2 separate regions of the Homo sapiens genome follow, and region 2 is linked to region 1. A link is a contact called in ENCODE Hi-C or POLR2A ChIA-PET data. All regions are on one chromosome and are shown on one strand. The core of a region is the stretch at or near the end of the contact, and the rest is flanking DNA. Distances in the headings are between cores, read along the strand shown.

Evidence for each region. Hi-C counts contacts between places; a loop is a spot of excess contacts on that map. ChIA-PET counts read pairs that join two places held with the same protein, here RNA polymerase II (POLR2A). Pooled maps may share reads with other maps.
Region 2: a loop to region 1 is called in a map of endothelial cell of umbilical vein, with 4 times the contacts of the local background. The contact joins the promoter of LINC02026 here to the enhancer-like site in region 1. A Hi-C loop is called at or near these places in 6 of 168 maps with a recorded cell type or tissue (B cell, Caco-2, Calu3 and 3 more), 13 of 37 single-sample maps with no recorded cell type and 15 of 50 pooled maps. POLR2A ChIA-PET finds 5 or more read pairs at or near these places in 7 of 52 experiments (K562, MCF 10A, OCI-LY7 and 4 more).

The regions. Positions count from the first base shown.
Region 1 is chr3:193,959,368-193,963,586 of GRCh38, reverse strand. LINC02026 (long intergenic non-protein coding RNA 2026) reads left to right here. Exons shown (of 3, transcript NR_033944.1): 2 at 3,626-3,858. Among named protein-coding and RNA genes, the nearest start is that of LINC02026, 42 kb to the left of the region's middle. RefSeq lists an enhancer at 1,206-3,858. Within about 2 kb of position 2,611, at least 4 of the 41 ENCODE cell types and tissues checked have a DNase peak (open chromatin) inside an H3K27ac peak, as active enhancers do.
Region 2 is chr3:194,001,626-194,005,858 of GRCh38, reverse strand. It overlaps LINC02026 (long intergenic non-protein coding RNA 2026), which reads left to right and starts at 2,200. Exons shown (of 3, transcript NR_033944.1): 1 at 2,200-2,274. LINC02028 (long intergenic non-protein coding RNA 2028) reads left to right here. Exons shown (of 3, transcript NR_136179.1): 3 at 205-403. RefSeq lists an enhancer at 1,626-2,141 and a silencer at 2,505-2,674.

The DNA.
Region 1 (4,219 bases), core at 1,362-3,861:
ACAAAGGTCAATTTCTCTTTTTCTCTCCCTTCCGCATCCTCCCCTCTCTTTCTCGTAAGAGGGCTTTGATGAAGCATATGCTCCGTAATGTCACTGAGTCATCTGGCATGATTGCTAAGCATTTTCTTAGACTTTTCTTAGACTTGCTCAGGTTCTGAAACCTGAGCAAGTATCAGAAGCACCTGGATGCTTATCAAAACACAGTTTGTGTGCCCCCAACCCTAGAGTTTCTGATTCAGTGGGTCTGGGTGTTGGGGGGCGGGGCAGGGGGCAAGAATTTGCATTTTTAAGAAGTTCCCAGATGCTGCTCGTATGGGAACCACATTTTGAGAGCGTCTAGTTTTTCTTATTTTGCCCTGGGGCAGACCCTGTCGGATGCTTCCCTAACAACCATCCCCTTTTCCCTGCTAACAGAGTCCTGAGTTGTTTTGGCAGTACAGAGAGATGCTTTGATTTCAGGGCTAGGCTTTTTTTTCTATCTCAGTGCCAGAAGATGAATGATAATGGGTCTAAATTGTCGTAGTCATCTCAGTTCTCTTGGCCATTGATTGATCTCAGGGTGGGCAGTCAAGTTAGTTCAGTGTCCTAACTTAGAGACATGAGCTTCAGCTACACTCCTTAATTTATGAAGAACTTCACATTCCAATTAAACAGAAATTATAGAGCAACACTAGAAATCTTCCAGAAAATGCAATTCATCCCAGGCTCCTTTATAAAAGCAATCCTAGCCTCTGACTTTGATCATCTTTTTTCACCTACCCTTTCATCATACTTGGACCCTCCCAGCTCTGCTACCTTCCACTGTCCAGATCAGTGCAAATTTGTTGGAAAGACCAGTTTTCAATCACACAAACATGTATGTCCATTGCCCTGTTGACTGTGACATTTGGCCACCGTCTTCTGAACCCCTAAGGAAGACTGAAATCCTATCATTAACTAACTTTTGGATCAGAGCTGGGTATTTATGATGGAACTTAAATTAGTTACCATCACTAACAATATTTTCTTTAGCATTTGAAGAAGTATTATTTCAGTTAAATGACCATAGTAGTTCACCCATTTGTTCATTCATTCATTAGGCAAATTTTTATTGGATATTCTATGTGCTACAGTGCTACAACATCATCCCTCTCTATGTATGCAGTTACTTATTCATAGTTTATAAAGCACTTTCAAAGCATGAGGGGCTAGGGACTAAGTTATAATGGAGAGGAAAATCAGTGCATGCAATAAAATATGCTTCTCTCATTGTACCTGTAGGTATTTGCTAATAGAGTTGTGTGTAGAGGTACACACATGTTTTTATTTGCTTTTTATAACTGTTATGTTACCGTAGTTATGAGCATATGAACATACATGTTATTGCTTGCATCGTGTTTCTGTACTCTGGTTGTGGATCTTGATTCCCTCCCCCCATTTTATCATTTTTTAATGTTACTATCAGTAGCAAGGTAAGAAATTAATTCGATATGCTGTTTTCTATTAAGAAAGAAGGAATTGATAAGTCCCTGTCTGCTCAACATTTACTTTTATTTCTGCTGTCTGCCACCTGGCTTCTGATTGTCATTCATTAATTACTTCGTAATTAATTCCACCTACATTTCCTGAGCAGAGTCCACCTAAATTTGGCACATTGGAGAAAGTAGAGACTAATAAGCTCAGGACTCTGTCATAAGGGGCTCACCATACAGTAAAATACATAAGACATGCAAAAATCACTGAAATGTAACACAGCAGTCAAAGGATACGTGTAATAGGAAGAGAGTAGGTAGGAGAGCAGAGGAGAGAGAGAGGACTTCTGACAGGAAAATCAAAGAGGCCTCCATGCTCTATGTGGAAGGACCTGTGCACTGGACTGTCAGAGATCCTGCAGGATTTGGGAACTTTGACTGAATTGGAGATTCTGGGCTAAATTATAGAGAAAGAGCTGTCTTCACTCTGTGCCTGAGAGGCCAACAAACCCCATCCGATGAGATTTGGATAACACTGATCAACCAGGCCAAATCCTGTTACACGAATGCAAAAGGACTGTCCCAAATACTGGGATCTGTCTGGAATAGCTCTTACTATGTATCATCTCATCATAGGACAGATTGAGCACCAAACAGCTCATCTGCAGAAGCTTGTTAATTTTTTGTGTAGAGGTTTGGGTGAGATGGTTTGCACATTTGCTGGAAGGAGGCTGACCTGTATACTTTCTTAGGAATGGGGAAAAGCTGAGTTGGCTGGCGCTTGGAAAGTGTCTGTACATTCTTGGCTTGGGAAGTGTTTGGGATGCATTTATATAATGCGGTTCCTTTTCCTGTAGCACAAAGAAATGACAGTAGGAGGAGGAGGGCTGATCACACAGCAAAATAGTGCCCCATACTTCAAACCAGCCCCTTTGAGTTATCCAAGTGTACCACGTCCTCCCCTACCCCAAGTTACAAGCAGCTGAATTGAATTAAAAAAACAGTCCCTCCGTTGCTGCTGTGACCTGGCCTGCCAAATTCTCAGCTGGCGTGAGTTTTTATAGCTCCGTTATAAACCCCTGAAAAGTGAGGCATATAATGGAAACATTGACATAACCTGAACGCCTAGGAGCGGCTTGTGCCACTCTAATTATCCTTATGTCTTACTGGCCCGTTTCTCTCCTTCCCCTGGCAGGACCTGCTGCCGCGGTTAGGCCTGACTGTCCCAGGGGCTGGGGGTTCGAAGCTGGCGTTTGCTGGGGAATAATGAGATAGTGTCTGCTGGTGGGAAGCCCCCTGCTCCATACATACTAGCTCCTCCCCTTTGCCTTTCTTCCCTTGTTCTCCTCCTGCACCACCTCCCCCTACCGCCTCCCCCGCAAAAAAAGGCAGAACAGTTCAGTTGGTTGTAAAAATTAATGAGTTCAGATACAGACTTGCCTTATTCCGGTCCAGCTGCGTAACCAGGGTGATTCCAACCAGCATTCTAGACGCTGACATCAGCTCCACACCCCGGCACAATGCTGCTCTGTTTGATCTCAGAAACAGATCGGGCTCCTGGGCTTTATACATCCTGCTTCCTCCCTACGTAAACTCATTTTATTACCCACCGGGAGAATGCATCTCAACTGCGCTCTCCCTGGGCAGCCAATGCCAGAGGATCAGGCCCTACAGCTGACTCTTCTTCTACCAGCTGGACACTTTGATCCAGTTTTCCTGGTCCTCTTTGAGGTTTCTCCCCAACCAGGCGTTGACAACTGGTGGAAGACGATGGTGATAATGATTTCACCACTTTTCATTTTCAGTGCTCTTCTACGTTCCTGTCTGACCTGTGGTCCACAACCTCCCTGCCAGGTGGAGGTGATAGACCCATTTTATAGATGAAGAAAATCTGGTAGAGCTGGTGAGTGGCAGAATTAGGAATGGATCACAGGGTTCTAGACTCATAATCCAGTGCTCATTCCAGGGACTCAGGGGGTTGACCTCTTGGTGCAGGCACCAAGCAAGGTAGATTTAGTTTGTGTTGTGACCTGAGCAAGAAGAAGGCTCTATGGACCCACTTTCTGGGAGGCAAAAGGAGAGAGGAAGTGGCAAGTCTATGTCAGGCCCTTCAAAGTACATCATGGTGTCCTTCATCTGTCACAGTTCCTGCCCCTTCTACACCCTTTCTACAGAGTGCTGCTTGCTCTGCAGCTGGTCCAAGAAGCTTCACCTCCCAGGAGCACCAGACAGATGATCTCCTGTTTACAGTGGTTCCAGGAGCACCAACCCCAAGGATGAGTTATAAGCAGGTCTCTAAAGAGATTTTAGGAGAAGCTGCTAAAATGGTGGCAAAGCTCTTTAGAAACATAGAAGTATGAACCTTTTTATGGGGAGAACTTATAAGAGTTTGGAGAGGTCTTCCAGGGTAAGTGTTATAGCATGTATCTACTGAACAGGGAAGAGGAGATTAGGGGGTCTGTGTTAGTTTCCTGGGGCTGCCATAACAAAATACCACAGACTGGCTTCAACAGCAGACATTTATTCTGTCTCGGTTCTGAAGGCTGGAAGTCTGAAATCAAGGTGTCAGCAGGACCGCGCTTCCTCTGAGGTTGAGCAGAATCCTTCCTTGCCTCTTCCTAGCTTCTGGAGGTGGCCGTCAGTCCCTGGCCTTCCTTGGTTTGCAGCCGCATCACTCCGATCTCTGTCTCTGTCCTTACCTGGCATTCTCCCTGTGTGTCTGTGTCTTCTTATGCCCTTTTTCTTTTTTCTTTTCTTTTCTTTTTGTT
Region 2 (4,233 bases), core at 951-3,450, 43 kb before region 1:
CAAAGACAAGTATATATTTGTATCTCCATAGGAGCGTGGGGGATGTGATTTTCATCAGATTCTACAAAGCTCTGTGACTCTGAAAGTTTCAGGACCACTACACTAGGGCTTCTCTTCTTTGTAAAATAATTGGCAGGTTAGTCCAATTATTTTTACATTCAGGCTTTTTTTTTTTTAATGTGTTTTCTCCTTTTTTTCCCTTAGTTGCTGACCTCCATAACAGCAGACAAAATTGGAAGCAAGAGTGATTTTGGAGGAGTCACACTTAGATGTTTCCCTTACCTATTTCTGTTCTGGAAATTTAAAAATCTTACTTCTCGTGACAGTCCTACATGAAAAATTAAAAATCACAAGGATTCATGGATGGAAAACTGAGACTCAGAGAATGATCACATTCACATCGTAATAAATCAGCAATAGAGTGAGTGATTGTTCCTTGGTAAGAAATCAACTCTAAACTCAGTTGGAAACCTTTGCCAATATTACTTAACACATGACAATCTGGTGTGACTCATTTTTCTTGACATTATGCAAATAAAGGAAACAAGACTGAGTGGCCTTCTGTCCGGAGAGCAGGAAATGAAGGCTGTCTGGGGCCACATGTTTCCTGGGACATGTGGTGTCAGAAATGGGTACTAGAAGAACCAGGCCTTTGTTCATGTCTTTTATTTTTTATTTTTGTTTTTTTTTAGATGGAGTCTCACTCTGTCGCCCAGGCTGAAGTGCAGTGGCACTGTCTCGGCTCATTGCGACCTCCGCCTCACCGGTTCAAGCAATTCTCCTGCCTCAGCCTCCCGAGTAGCTGGGATTATAGGCGCCCGCCACTACACCCAGCTAATTTTTGTATTTTTAGTAGAGACATGGTTTCACCATGTTAGCCAGGCTGGTCTAGAACTCATGACCTCGTGATCCACCCGCCTCCGCCTCCCAAAGTGCTGGGATTACAGGCGTGAGCCACGGTGCCTGGCTGCCATTGTTCATTTCTATTTCATGAGTGATCGGCTCTTGTTGGCCATGGCTGGAGGAGTCAGCTCCCAAAATCCACACTCTCTAGGAGTGCTGAACCATAAATAATCTATCAGGACTCCTAGATTCCACTCTCTAGAGCTGCAACCAGAAGTTCCTTCCTTCCCGGCCCTGCTTCCCACTAAAGGAAACATTTGACTTTTGGGGATGAGATGTTTCAAGCCAGCCAATCCTTCTCACAGGAAGCAGAACCCCAGCCACCATGGAGCTTATCCTTGGGGCGCAGAGAAACACTGACCTAATGCTGTAATCAAGTACTGGATTTTATTTTTAAATCTTTTTACCTCACAAGCTGACTTTATTCTGGCTAGAGGGCTCCTGAACCTCTGTAAACTCCCCAGGAGGTAATTTCCAGTGCTAATCTCGCTAACGAGGTGTCAGTTACAGAAATGGCCCACGCCCTGGTTTCTTCTAAGTGGACATTACAGTGTTTCTTCAGAGGGGCCTGTGCTGGGACACCTCGGAAATGGAAGAATTTATAGCAAGGATGTTATTTCTCACTAAGTGAGCAGAAGAGCTGGAAGATCTCTTTAGAGATCATTAGAAGGATGGGGAAACTGAGGCTCAGAGAAGGGCAGTGGCTGCCCGAGGCCACAGAGCTGAGTGGCAGCAGGGTTGGGTTAGAGACTGGACCTTGTGGCGGAGCTGGCCTGCTTTGGGCTGTTCCACACACCACTGACTTTCTAGATTGTTTCATGTTCATGGAATCATCCTCAAACTCTACTCCCCAAAATTGTACCATAGATTAACTTCGGGCACCCCCCAAGTCAAAACTTCAACAGCTAAGGGACACGGATCATGCGGCCTGCTGAACACGCCATCAAGTGGGGCAAAGTCTTCTTTCTTTGTGATCAGGGTATGCACTCTCCCTTGGCCTCTGAATAAGCTGTACCCAGGGTTCCTCGATGACTCAGCTGCAGCAGGCTATCCACCACACATGTCCGTGGCCACCACGGCGGGAACCGGGCTCACCATCACTTACCACTAGAGATGTCAAACCACCCCCCTCCTAACCCAGGCCCCACTGCGGCCTCCCTGCCCTGCTCCAGCCTCGGTCTGTTGTGCAAGAGCCAGAGGGGACTTACGATCACGGAGCCACACGCCCAGGCCCAACCCAGGCCCAGGAGCTCCACCCTAGGGAAACGCCTAAGTCAGAACAGAGCACTCCTAACCCCCCGGGGCAAGGAGGGGAGGCCAGGCAGCCGGAAGGAAACTCCTGAGCTTTTTACGGAATGCACAAGACAAAAGGTGAGGGTCTCCACGTAGGGAAAGAACGCATTATTATTTACGGCCTTGGTCTGGAGAGGAGAACATGCTGCTCTTTGCAGCCCGGCGTGTGATTCATTTCCCCCGGGAGCTGCAGGGCCGAGGCAGGGCGTGCGCTCCGGCAGCCTCCAGACAGCCGCGCACTCCCGCCCGCTCGTTTATTTATGGTGCTTTATCAGCGGCTGTGCACCGCGGCGATAAAGTTTATGAAAAGAGGCGGCGTCTCCGGCCGGCGGGCTGGGCCCGGCGCTCCTTTCCCACACTGATTAGGATCAGCCAGGGCTTTGGAAGCTGCAGTTAAGGATCTCGGGTGCCCGGAGCCTCGGCTCCCCCTTCCTGCCCCGCCCGCGGGCTGGCCGGCTGCTGGCCCGCGTGGGAGGCGAGGTCAGGGCTGCGGCCGCGGCCCTTCCCCTGGGAGCGGGAGGGAGGAGGGAGGAGGAGGAGAGAAGCCGCCCTGCGGGGGAGGGAGCTCCAAGGCCCCGGGAAGTGGGACAGCCAGAGAAAAATACCGTCCAAATATAAATGGGCAAGTCCCCACGTTAAGAGATGAACGAGAATTTTTTATTTTTTGAGACAGAGTCTCGCTCTGTTGTCCGGGTTGGAGTGCAGTGGTGAGATCTTGGCTCACTGCAACCTCCGCCTCCGGGGTTCAAGGGATTCTCCAGCGTCAGCCTCCCGAGTAGCTGGGATTACAAGCGCCTGCCACCAGGCCTGGCTAATTTTTGTATTTTTAGTAGAGATGGGGTTTCACCATGTTGGTCAGGCTGGTCTCGAACTCCTGACCTCAGGTGATCCACCCAACTCGGCCTCCCAAAGTGCTGAGATTACAGGCGGAACAGGAATTTAATAGGAATTTTTCTCCTCTGAAGGCGGTGCACCGTCTCCTCTCCCCCATTTACTTTCCTACATTCCTTTCTCCTTTCCCGTCATTTCACCTGCATTTACTGTGTCTTTGCATTAAGGCTTGATTCATTTTGTCCCTTTTCATAGCCATGTTTTGTTCAGTCCTTCAGAAGATAGAAATTGAACACCTGACTTGTGGACAGCACCTCTAAACACTGCAGAGAGAGATTCAGAGATGAATAGCCCTGGCCCTTAGGGTTCTTGCGGTCACAAGCACCGTCCAGTAAGAGCAGCCCATGGTTATGAGTAACAAGAGCAGACACTACGGCAGGCACTTGGTTTAGGGACATTGCCTTGTTTCATCCTCACGGTGACTTCAGGAGGACAGTGCCATCGTTACGCCGTTTAACAGATGGTAAAACTGAGGCCCAGAGAGGGGAGTGCCTTGCTTCAGATGACTCAGCAACGCAGTGGCTGAGCAAGGATTTGAACTCAGGCAGAATGGTGGCAGAGCCTGTTTGCCTAACTTCTAAATTTCCCTAACTCTCTAGAACAGAGGGTAGTAGGAGTGCAGCAGACAGGACAACTAACCCTGCCTGGAAAAGTCATGGTGGGCTTCCCGGAGGAGGCGTCCTTAGGCTGGGGCTTGAAGACGAGGTATTTACCAGACAAATAGTGGAGAAGAAGGCTGTCTTAAACAGAAAAAACTTCTTATGTGGTCCTGGGTTCTGAGGGCCCAGCTCTTCTCACCCTCCTTCTCCGAGGAGTGGGGGAACGGAAGTGCAGAGCCTTCGTGTTTTACCCTCCTTCTCCGAGGAGTGGGGAACGGAAGTGCAGAGCCTTTATGTTTTGTGACAGTGGAATCCCCTTCGCGGGCCACCTCCTCGATCTGAAAGGCTCTATCTGCAGCTACTGAATTCCCTTCAGCTCGTAAGTCTTAATAGCAATGTCATCCCCTTCTGAAAACTTTCCTGGACTGCTCCTTATCTTGCTGCCGGTGATTGAAAGCAATCCTTTCCTCTCTCTTCCCTCACACCTGCCTGTTTGCATTAAAGTTCTTGAGTTGGACTCCATCAGTCTTTATTTTTTATTTGTTTA